Linked DNA regions of Homo sapiens: region 1 is linked to region 2. A link is a contact called in ENCODE Hi-C or POLR2A ChIA-PET data. All regions are on one chromosome and are shown on one strand. The core of a region is the stretch at or near the end of the contact, and the rest is flanking DNA. Distances in the headings are between cores, read along the strand shown.

Region 1 (5,713 bases), core at 1,465-3,964, 40 kb after region 2:
CAGGCCACTGGGTAAATGCCTCTGAAGAGCCAGAAAGATCAGCTCAGCTAAATAAAACTGCCCAATAAAACTGTATTCCCTGGAACCTTAATACATACCCTGAGGGGTCCTTCAGGGATTACACAATTTTAAATTCAAATTTCATTTTAAAAGTTATACTTTCTTTCTTTTTTTTTTTTTTTGGCAACAGTGTCTTGCTCTGTTAACCCAGGCTAAAGTGCAGTGCTGCAATCATGGCTCACTGCAGCCTCAAACTCCTGGGTTCAAGTGATCTTCCCTCCTCAGCCTCTCAAAAAGCTAAAACTATAGGCACACACCACCAGGCCCAGCTAATTTTTATTTTTTATTTTTTGTACAGATGGAGGGTCTCACTTTGTTCCCCAGCCTGGTCTCAAACTCCTGACCTTAAGCAATCCTGCTTTGGCCTCCCAAAGTGCTGGGATTACAAGCATGAGCCACCATGCCTGACCAAAAGTTATACTTTACAAAAATATAATAAAAATATACACATACATACATATGTAGCAAATGTATAAAGGTGCATTTGCATACATATAATAGAAGTGGTCCCCAACCTTTTTGGCACCAGGGACCAGTTTCACGGAAGACAATTTTTCCATAGACCGGGGTTGTGTGAGGGATGGTTTTGGGATGATTCAAGCACATTACATTTATTGTGTACTTTATTTCTATTATTATTACATTGTAATATATAATTAAATAATTATACAAGTCACCTTAATGTAGAATCAGTGGGTGCCCTGAGCTTGGTTTCCTGCAACTAGATGGTCCCATCTGGGGGTGATGGGAGACAGATCATCAGGCATTAGATTCTCATAAGGAGCACAGAGTGTAGATCCCTTGCATGTGCAGTTCACAATAGGGTTTGTGCTACTATGAGAATCTAATGCCACTGCTGATCTGACAGGAGGCAGAGCTCAGGTGATAATATGAGCAATGGGGAGTGGCTGTAAATACAGATGAAGCTTCACTGCCTCACTCACTGCTCACCTCCTGCTGTGCAGTCTTGGGGGGTGGGGGACCCCTGATATATAGGACTGATGAACTCCAAGTTCAGAATTCTTGTAACCTCTGAAAAGAAAAAGGATATATGATAGACAGGACTCCACAGGGCTGGGGAGTGCAGAGAGACATGTTACATCTTTAAACCTTTTTGTATATCTTTAACATTGCATACAAAATTCACAAAACACATAGCCATATATGCTTTTTATATCAAATTTCAAGCTTTTAAAAAACATTAACGTGAAATTGTGTTTCTAGATTAATTTTGGATATTTTATTTTATTTTATTTATTTTGAGACAGAGTCTTCCTGTGTCACCCAGGCGGGAGTGCAGTGGCATGATCTCAGCTCACTGCAAGTTCCACCTCCCAGGTTCAAATGATTCTCATGCCTCAGCCTCCTGAGTAGCTGGGATTACAGGCAGGCACCACCACACCAGCATAATTATTGTATTTTTAGTAGAGATGGGGTTTCACTATGTTGACCAGGCTGATCTCGATCTCCTGACCTCAAGCGATTCTCCCGCCTTGGCCTCCCAAAGTGCTGGGATTACAGGAGTGAGCCACCATACCTGGCCAGATTAATTTATTTTTCAACACACATGTTAGTGTTTTGCTGTGCGAAAACGTTAAACCATCACTAAGAATCTTGTTTATTTTTATTTTTTTTTTTGTTTAATGGAATGCATTTTTACATTTTTAAATAATTTCAAATTTACACAAAGTTTGCAAGTATAGTACAGAGACTCATAAGATGTCAGTTATCCAGATTAACACATTTTAACATTTTACCATATTTGTTTTATTTCTCTTTTTTACCTCTCACTCCACACACAACACGTGCACACATGCTCATGTGCACACACACACACTTTTTTCTAAACCATTGGACAGTAAGTTGCATGAGTCACGCCTCTTTACCACTCAATACTTTAGTGTTTACTTCTTAAGAACAAGGACATATTTTTACATCATCACAATCCAGTTACCAAATTCAGGAAATTTAACATTGATGCAATACTTTAATCTGTTGCCCATATTTCAGTTTTTCCAATTATCCCAATAATGTCATTTACAGCATTTTTTTTCAGTTAAGCATCCAACTGAGGATCATTTATTGAATTGAGTTGTCACTTCTGTTTAGAGACTCCTTCACTCTGAAATGTATCCTTAGCTTTTGTTGCCTTTTAAGACCTTTACGTTTTTAGAGCATGCAGGCCAATCATTTTTGTAGAGTGACCCTCAGTTTAGGTTTGTCTGATGCTCCTCACAGTAGATTCATGTTTTGCACCCGTGGCAGGAATGCCCCAGAGTGATGCGGTGGCCTCCTCAGTCCCAGATATCAGGAGGCACATGTGGCAGGTTTGTTTTATTCCTGGTGACACCAGCTCCAATAGTTTAGTTAAGATGGTGGTGTCCACCAAGTTTCTCTGCAGTGGGAGAATTTTAAGAGTTGTGGTTTGTCTAAAACTGAGAGATGAATCAAACTGGGAGGGTATTTAGACTTTGCTGGATGATGGCCCCAAAGCTGCTCTGAAAATGCTGTGCAGCTGGGTGAGCCGGCCTGCTCTCTGAACTGCAAGGCGTTTTCGTGGGACAAGAAAGGGCAGCATCAGCAGCCTGTTCTGTGGCTGGGGCTGCAAAAGCCATCAGTGTCGTCATGTCTGGCGTGGGGCATGCTGGTGCACAAAGAGCCGAACCAAGCTCCACAGCAGGAACTGACACCAAGCCAGGCCCCAAGGAGGCCTGTGAGTGTGGCCAGTTCCCTGCTTTGGTGACGTGATATTTATGCACCACGGCTCTTCTGAGGTTTCTCCAACTTTCCCATATAAAATGAAGATGGCCTTTCTTCTGAGCCAGGGCTGCCCAAGTGGCAGGCCACAAACCACGCATCGCCTGACCCAGGCTGGGGCAGCAGCGTCTCGGAGAAAAACAGGAAATTGGGACATACGCGCTTTCCACCGCCTGGCTACGTTATGAGTTTCTTAGTGGTTCCATGTGGCTTGAGTAACAGGGTAATTTTCCTTAATGCAGTAAAATACCCAAAGGAATGAAGATGTATTTTATTGGACAACGTTTTATTTTAGTAAATTATTTAGTGTCCAGCACTGTTTGAAGTACTCTTACAGATTCGCTCCTGAATTCATACCACACACTTTCACTGGGCCAGGAAACACGTGAAATGAGCAGGGCAGGTCTTAGGGTTTCATCCGGGTTTTATGATATGCTGGGCAGACCGTGAACATTCGACAACAGGCCGTGCTCCATCCTGTAGGGGCACACAGCCTATGTGAGATAAACAGACAGCTATAATCATGATGTTGTGGAGGCTGTCAGAGGGACCTTGGGGACCCAGAAAGGGGAAGGGCTGATAATGGGAATAGGTAATGAAGGGAAGCTAGCACAGAGATGATCTCTGACCTAAGTCTTGAGGGATAAAAAGGTGTTCACTAGCTGGGCATGCTGGCTCACACCTGTAATCCCAGCACTTTGAGAGGCCAAGGGGGGTGGATCACCTAAGGTCAGGAGTTCAAGACCAACCTGGCCAACATCGTGAAACCTTGTCTCTACTAAAAATACAAAAAGTTAGCTGGGTGTGGTGGCATGTGCCTCTAATTCCAGCTACTCGGGAGGCAGAGACAGGAGAATTGCTTGAACCGGGAGGTGGAGGTTGCAGTTGAGCCGAGATCACGCCACTGCACTCCAGCCTGGGTGACAGAGCAAGACTCCGTCTCAAAAAAAAAAAAAAAAAAAAAAAGTGTTCACCAGGTGGTGAGGCATTTTAAACAGAGACTGAGTGATGTATACAGAAACACGCAGGGTGGATGAGTCTGCGCTGGAGAGAGGGATTAGAAATGCAAATAAAGGTTTGAATGAAATTGATGAAGACCATATACGCTGTGGCAGAGTTTGGACTGATGTCAGGGCCACCTTGATTAGATTTTGTGTTTTAGGCAGGATTTCCCAAACTTGAGAGGAAGGGTTTCTGGGGAACAAGACCCTCACTATTCCTTCAGAGGTTACTGACTTTTGTGACATGGTGAGGTGGGGAGACGAAGCCACGTCATCACTGGCCACACTGAAGATGGGTTAGCACTGACCCCAGGGAAGGGCCAAACCAAGAGATAGAAAAAGCTGGGGAAATGGGGCCTGGTTGAATTGTGGAGCTGCTGGATTGGCCCATGCCACTCCATGAAGCCTCCACCCTCACCCTGGACTTTAGGCCATCCCTTAATCACTTTTACTGCTTAGAGATTTTTAAGCTTTTATTTTGTTCTTGGGTTTTTTTTTTTTTGAGAGACAGGGTCTCGCTCTGGGGCCCAAGCTGGAGTGCAGTGGTGCAATCACAGCTACTGCAGCCTCGAACTCCTAGACTCAAGTGATGCTCCCACCTCAGCCTCCCAAGTAGCTGGGAATACAGGTGTGCACCACCATGCCTGGCTAATTTTATTTATTTATTTATTTATTTATTTATTTATTTATTTATTGTAGAGAAGGGGGTTCGCTATGTTGCCCAGATGACAGTGCTGGACCCAAGCAATTCTCCCGCCTGGGCGTCCCAAAGCATTGGGATTACAGGCGTGAGCCACCTCACGGGGCCAAGTTATTTTGAAATAATGTCAAACTTCCAGAACCGTGGCAAGAATAGTTCTGAGGACTCCTCTGTACTATTTGCACAGGTTCACTGACCTGTGCCATTTTGCCCCATTTCCTGTATCAGCCTCTGAACCAGGTTAGAGTAGATTGTAGCCATCAGGCCCCTTCACCACTTACTGCACCAGTATATACTTCTGAAGAACATGGAGGTTCTCCTACATTCCCACAGTTCGATGACCCAAGAATGGAGCCTAATCATCATATGATACTTTGATCTAAACCCGAGATGCCAATTGTTATCATTTTTCCCAATAATGTCCTGTATAGCATGTTTCTTTCTCTAGTCCAGGAACTAGTCCAGATCATGTCTTTTGCAGGAAGGTGTCAGGCCTCTTTAATCTTTTTTAAGAGTGATTCCTCAGGCTAGGTGTAGTGGCTCAAGCCTGTAATCCCAACACTTTGGGAGGCCAAGGTGGGTGGATCATATAAGGCCAGGAGTTCAAAACCAGCCTGGCCAACATGGTGAAACCCCATCTCTACTAAAAATACAAAAATTAGCCAGGCACGATGGTGCACGTCTGTAATCCTAGCTACCCAGGAGGTTGAGGCACGAGAATCACTTGAACCCAGGAGGCAGAGGTTGCAGTGAGCCAAGATCGCACCACTGCACTCCAGCCTGGGCTATAGCATTAGACTCTTTCAAAAAAAAGAAAGAAAGAAAGAAAAAATGGTTCCTCAGCCTTTCTTTGTTTTTCACGACATTGATATTGATGTAGAATCTAGGCCAGTTCTATGATGGGATGTCCCTCAGTTGGAGTGGGTATGATGTTTCTTCTTGATGAGATTCCACATACACACTCTCTGTTGTAATATCCTCTAACTGATGCTGTGTTCTTCTAGGGCATCACGTCTGGAGGAACACAGCATCTGGCTGCCTTCGTTTGGGATGCTGACTTGGATCACCTGGACAAGGTGTTGCCTAATTTCTCCACTGTGTAGTTACTATCGGTCCCCTTGCAACTAACAAATACTGTTTAAGGAGATGTTATTATTTATCTTCAAGCCAATTTGAATGGGGTTTTCTGTTACTT
Region 2 (5,602 bases), core at 1,393-3,892:
TGGATAAGCCCAAATGCTCATCAGGGATTTGGGCAACTCTGTCACTGAGCTTCAAACAAAAGATGCTCTCACGTGTGTTTCTAGTAGGCTGCACCTTGCCTCAGTGCACCCTCAAGCGATGTTTTCTGTAACCCCACTCACAGGATTTTGCATTTATTTCTGCTACTCTCATTTGTGAGCCTGTTGTCTCAGCCAGTTGAGTTGTATTTTGTATCCTAATTATTTCATCTGGTCCTATCTTTCCAAAGCATGTTACAACAATGATTGTAGGTATAGCCCTGAAGATTTTTAGCTGGAACTCAGATTAGCATTTTGTGATAATTTTATTTCATTTTTCAATTCTTATGAATTCAGTTTATAGCATAAAAGTATGATTTATAGTCAATCTTTGTTGCTCATGCTAATATATGCATTATTATGGTTAATATTTTTAACAATAACTTGCAAAGTGCTTTGCATGCATTTATTTAGTATGCTGTTAATTTCTAAACAATGTACTCTGTAAAAGGAGGTGAGTGACTATTTGCATGAATACATTTTATCTTGACCTTAGTAAACCAGGATTTTAAAAAAATTCTAATAATAAATAATTATGAGAATAGCTAGCATTTATTAATCATTTATTATATTACACACATTGTGCTAAGAAGTGCTTTTTCATGAACTATTTCATTCAATACCCATTTTACAGATGAGGAAACTAAGGCACGGGTAACTAAGTAACTGCTCAAAGTCACACTCTTAGTGATTCCCTGGGGTGGCCCTTCCCTGTTTTCATAGTCATGGAGCCATAGCAAGGATGTAATTAGCACATCATATCCATTAGCTTCTTCTGCTATAGATTCAAGTTGAAAAGAGAGTAAATTTAAGGAAAATTCACAATCCTGTCTGATAGTTGGCAGCAAGCATTGGGAAGGCAGTACATGAATGACTGGTGTTTAGGAAACACTGATTTATAAGATTTGTCATTCTCTCTGCTTTAAGTCATCTATTAGCTTAACCTCTGTTCAATCCTTATCCTGGTTTAACTTCTTAGCAAACATCCTGCGCAGGACAGGCACGGAGGGAATCTTGGGGCCTACTCCTGTTTGGTGGCAATCCATCAACTGTGGCTCCTGTGTGCAGGCATTTAACTATTTTCTTGTCATCCTCTTAGGCACAAATTTTTTTCTTGCTAAAAAGGTGTCATTATTTGTCAACTCCCTATTTGAAATTCAGATCCATGCAACAGTTTTTTTCTAATTTTATTTTTGTTATTGTTGGTGGTGGTGGTGGTGGTTTTTCTATTCGTTTGGTTTTGGGTTTTTTTTTTTTTTTTTGAGACAGAGTTTCGCTCTTGTTGCCCAGGCTGGAGTACAGTGGTGCAATCTAAGCTTACTGCAACCTCCGCCTCCTGGGTTCAAGTGATTCTCCTGCCTCAGACTCCCGAGTAGCTGGGATTACAGGCATGTGCTACCATACCTAGCTAATTTTTGTATTTTTAGTAGAGATGGGGTCTCGCCATGTTGGCCAGACTGGTCTCCAACTCCTGACCTCAGGTGATCTGCCTGCCTCGGCCTCCCAAAGTGCTGGGATTACAGGCGTGAGCCACCACACCCCGCCTTTTTCTAATTTTCTAGTCTAATAGCCCTGCGAAGTACATAAGGAATATGGCTAAACTGACATAGCTTGTCTTGGGAAACCCAAACTGGACCCTGGGCTTGACCACGTTTTGGCTAAGATACACCATCTTGCAAAGAATTCCAAGAGCAATCATCTCTCAAATGGCCCTGGAGCCCACAGCTTCATAGCTGGAGAAGTCTACTGCCTTCTCTGTTTTTGAAGCCAAGGACCAACATTATCTACCAGCTTTGTCCAGCCCTCTTTAATTCTCCTGAGTGCTTGAAGGTGATCACAAATAATCTCACATGCATTTAACTTATAACCATAGTGTGGCAGTGAGTCCTCCAGATTGGAAAAGAAAATGCCTATAGAAGATCCAGGTACGCCCTTATGACCGCCAAATTGACTTCAGGATCCAGTCCCGCTTTTTAATGCTGGTCTCCTCTTCCTGTCTTACAGCCTTTAGGTGTTCAGCTGATGTAAATTAATTGCTCCCATTGTCAAGGACTTTAGTAGGTTTGCTTTTCTTTTTTTCTTTTTTTTTTTTTTTGCTGCTAGTCAACCACATTGTGTTCCAAAAGTACCTTTAAAAAGGTATTTTATGGTTTTATTTAGCTTTGTTTTATTTGTAAAATACCCTTCTCCTGGGCTGTAGGCTTCTAGGCATTATTCACACAGATCCAGCACACTGTTTGGGGTACACTTAAGCCTCTAGAGCCCTTACCCATATTTGCATGCTGCCCAGCTGTGAGTTCATTGCAAAGGTGCAGACTCACCTGCTTGTGATACCTCTCCCTCTTAGCTACTGACTTATTTGTGGTGTCAGAACCCCATTTTCAAGAACTTCCCATTCTGTTTGATGGGAACGAGGGCACTTTTTATAGACTCCAACTCACCTTTAAACTTTGTGAAATCTCTGTTTGTAAACCACAAAATTTATCAGCACAACTGAGTTTCCCATTCCTAGCTTTTGTGAACATAAGGATGACATAAGAATTTCCTCTTACAATGCCTCTCACTTCCACTTCCCCAATCAGTTCCTCCCCGTGAATCGGAAGTAAGTTGAGAATAGCAGCTCCACCCACAGCTTTCTGATCCTTCTGAGGGCTGAATCTGCCCACAAGTTAGGTCAAGTGTGTGTCAGAAATGGTTTTTATCACAGAGACACTATGAGAATATGTGCGGACAGCTGAGTCTGCCACCTGTCTTTCTGCCTGATTTCTGCAGCAGGAATGAATCACTCACTTCCTGCGTTGATGGTGGCTGTGGCATCCTGTCATCACAGTAGCCCTTTTATTCTATTCCTCCATTCATCTCCATTATCTTCTAATATGAAAACCATTATGTAGGTGCATAGATTTATTTGTCCTTGACTTAACAGAGACAGCTTAGTACTCTCCAAAAGAAAAGAAAAAATATGTTTCTTATGAATGGAACATGATAAAATATGCCATCTCTTGGTTGCATTCTAACCGAGTGTCCCATTCCCTGTGATCTTGCTGACTCCTAGGAAGTTCTGCAGAGCTGATCATTTCCTCCACCATCCTAGGTCCATTTTTGCTTGTTCTGCTCTGTATGATCATTGGGATGGTCCAACCGGCTACGTCGTCTGAGGCTCCCTTTGCTAACTGGCTTCCTGCTAGGCTTGGTTTGGCTCATGTGAAGCCCTGGTTGATAGGGTGGGTGGAAGGAAAGGAAAAGCCAGGGCATTTCACCACGTTTAATATACTAATGATTCAAATTTGTGCCTCAGCAAACATGCAGATTACCTGGGATCCTCAGCAGAGAATAATAGCTACCTCTGGAAATAGTAGGCTCATGAATGCTAAGAGGCTACTGAAATTGCCACCTATATGATGGGACGCTTTGGGTGAGAGGTTCATGGAGGTTCTGATTGATTGGGTTCTTGAAGAGTACATGAGCATTTTCCTGGCAGATCTACTCATGACAGACATCCCAGGAAGACAGAAGAGAAGATGAGCAGTTATGGAAACCCAAAGTTGTATGGCGTGCTTGCAAATTGGATTAACTTATTAATTTGTAGGACTTTGGGGGCATGATAGGAGATGAAGCCAAAAAAAGAAAAAAAAATGGATTGAATCCAGTATATGAAGGACCCTCTGTAATAACTATGCTTTCTCCCAGGGGTGAGTTCACAGGAGCAACAGAGAGCTCTAGAGTGAGGAGGGTGGGAAGAACAATTTTGTATATCATCTACGTTGTATACTGGGCTTCTATAGGCTGTTGTGTTTGATGAAAGTGTGCCGGCTTAAAAAGTTCAAAAATCCACTGTTGTGACTATAGGAAATGTATTGGTCAGGGTTTTTAGATGCATACTAGAGAATCGCCTCTAGCTGGTTTAGGCAGGGAGGGGTACTGAGGAACAGAGTTCCCAAAGTCAAGGGATGGATCAAGCAGTGGGGTTTAGGCTGGGCTTCCCAAGTGACTCCCAGAATGGCCCACCAGAATCAGCCCACCAAGGGGTTGGCCACTACGGAAGGGGTCAGGAAGCTGCTGAATTGGGAGACCCCCTCAGGGCTGCTGCTCAGAGCAACTCCAGCTCTGCCATGGCCCCTGACCACAAAATGATGCCCCTGACTCTGTCTCATTCCCTGCATCACTCAGTTCCCAACAAAGCCTTGTGGGAGCCCATCTGCGTGGTAGAATCTAAATCACGTAGCCATATCCCAGCAGCAAGGAGGCCAGAAAATGAGGTTTCTGTTGTCTTATTTTTGCATCGTATGTTGGAAAGACAGAAATTATCCTGAACGACACTATCAAAATACGGATTGTGATCAAAAGATTTGGGGGATACCCAAATGATAGCAGTCCACCTCAGGAAGACATATTTTCCAAAGGAAGGGAGAGTAGGATGAAATTTGCATTTTAAAATATCATTTTTATGAAACCATTTGTTTTTTAGCCAAGGCCAATCCTGATGACTGTGTGAGGTCATGAGACTGCTGGTTTCTCTAACTAGCTTCACATTTTTTTTTACCAAGTTCTCTAAAGCCAAGCTAGCTTTTCATTAACTTTTATGCCAGGCCTCAAATCTTCTTTTACTTACATGGCATGACCTTAGAATCCTTTCTTGGCCTCTCTTTCATGCTTCATTCTTGTGCAGTTTGGTGAAGACCCCCTGCACTCTCAGGTGTAGCATCTTCCTGCCACATGAGGGATACCTTAATAATATGACCATCAGCCACAAGCCTCAGCCCTTTCCAATGTCATGTCCCACAGTGCATAACATACCAGCAAATGTTTATCACAACCTACTCAAGGCCAGTCATTCAGTTTCCAGGACTCTCAATGAGGTTGGGCCGGAATTTCCTGTTGCTGTGGAATAAAGCATGAACAACTGCCACATGATGTGTTGCTAAAATGAATGCAGTATCATTAGCATGGTGGACACTGTGATGCACCACCAGATGCCCCTTAAGGAGGGACTTGTTGCCCGGCTGCTGGGAGTGCTGACCATGGGGAGTCTATAGCTGCCACCAGCCCCTGCAGGGGTACCTTGGCTGAAGGGGGCTGCCTAGGCAAGGGTCATGCCATGCCCAGGGATACCCACATCCAGCGATGACTGATGCTGGTGGGGGTACAATGGCATAGCCATCTCACCCCACCTCGGGACACCCCTATAAGGTTGACTCATCCTGAATCCTGAACCTCATCTCCATGTCCCCGTGTCCACTCCTGCTTCCTTCCCATTCCACAGGCACTGATCCCACGGGCGCTCCTTAATAAGTCTCTTGTACCCTAAACTCTGTCTCCAAGTCTGCTTCTGGGAGACCCCAACCCATGACCATCAGCCTCTTCTAGAAGTACACAGATGCCCCAGCATGCCACACTCCGGGTAGATACTCCACCCTCCCAGGGCACCCAATTCACCTTAGAAATGTGAAGCTGCCAACTGCTCTCAGCAAGGAGATGTCTGGTACTTGGTGCTTGGAAGTAGTTTCGTTCGTCTAAAAACGTAACATAAATTTTTACATTAACA

Evidence for each region. Hi-C counts contacts between places; a loop is a spot of excess contacts on that map. ChIA-PET counts read pairs that join two places held with the same protein, here RNA polymerase II (POLR2A). Pooled maps may share reads with other maps.
Region 1: a map of CD14-positive monocyte shows a loop between it and region 2 (3-fold over the local background). The contact joins two enhancer-like sites. A Hi-C loop is called at or near these places in 3 of 168 maps with a recorded cell type or tissue (CD14-positive monocyte, GM12878 and PC-3) and 4 of 50 pooled maps. POLR2A ChIA-PET finds 5 or more read pairs at or near these places in 5 of 52 experiments (AG04450, GM12878, H1 and 2 more).

What each region holds. Positions count from the first base shown.
Region 1 is chr20:19,865,322-19,871,034 of GRCh38, forward strand. All of the region lies in intron 2 of RIN2 (Ras and Rab interactor 2), which reads left to right. Among named protein-coding and RNA genes, the nearest start is that of RIN2, 110 kb to the left of the region's middle. Within about 2 kb of position 2,715, at least 6 of the 41 ENCODE cell types and tissues checked have a DNase peak (open chromatin) inside an H3K27ac peak, as active enhancers do; they include CD14-positive monocyte, where a contact is called at or near this core.
Region 2 is chr20:19,825,674-19,831,275 of GRCh38, forward strand. The region is part of intron 2 of RIN2 (Ras and Rab interactor 2); the gene reads left to right. Among named protein-coding and RNA genes, the nearest start is that of RIN2, 70 kb to the left of the region's middle. RefSeq lists a silencer at 2,748-2,917. Within about 2 kb of position 2,643, at least 6 of the 41 ENCODE cell types and tissues checked have a DNase peak (open chromatin) inside an H3K27ac peak, as active enhancers do; they include CD14-positive monocyte, where a contact is called at or near this core.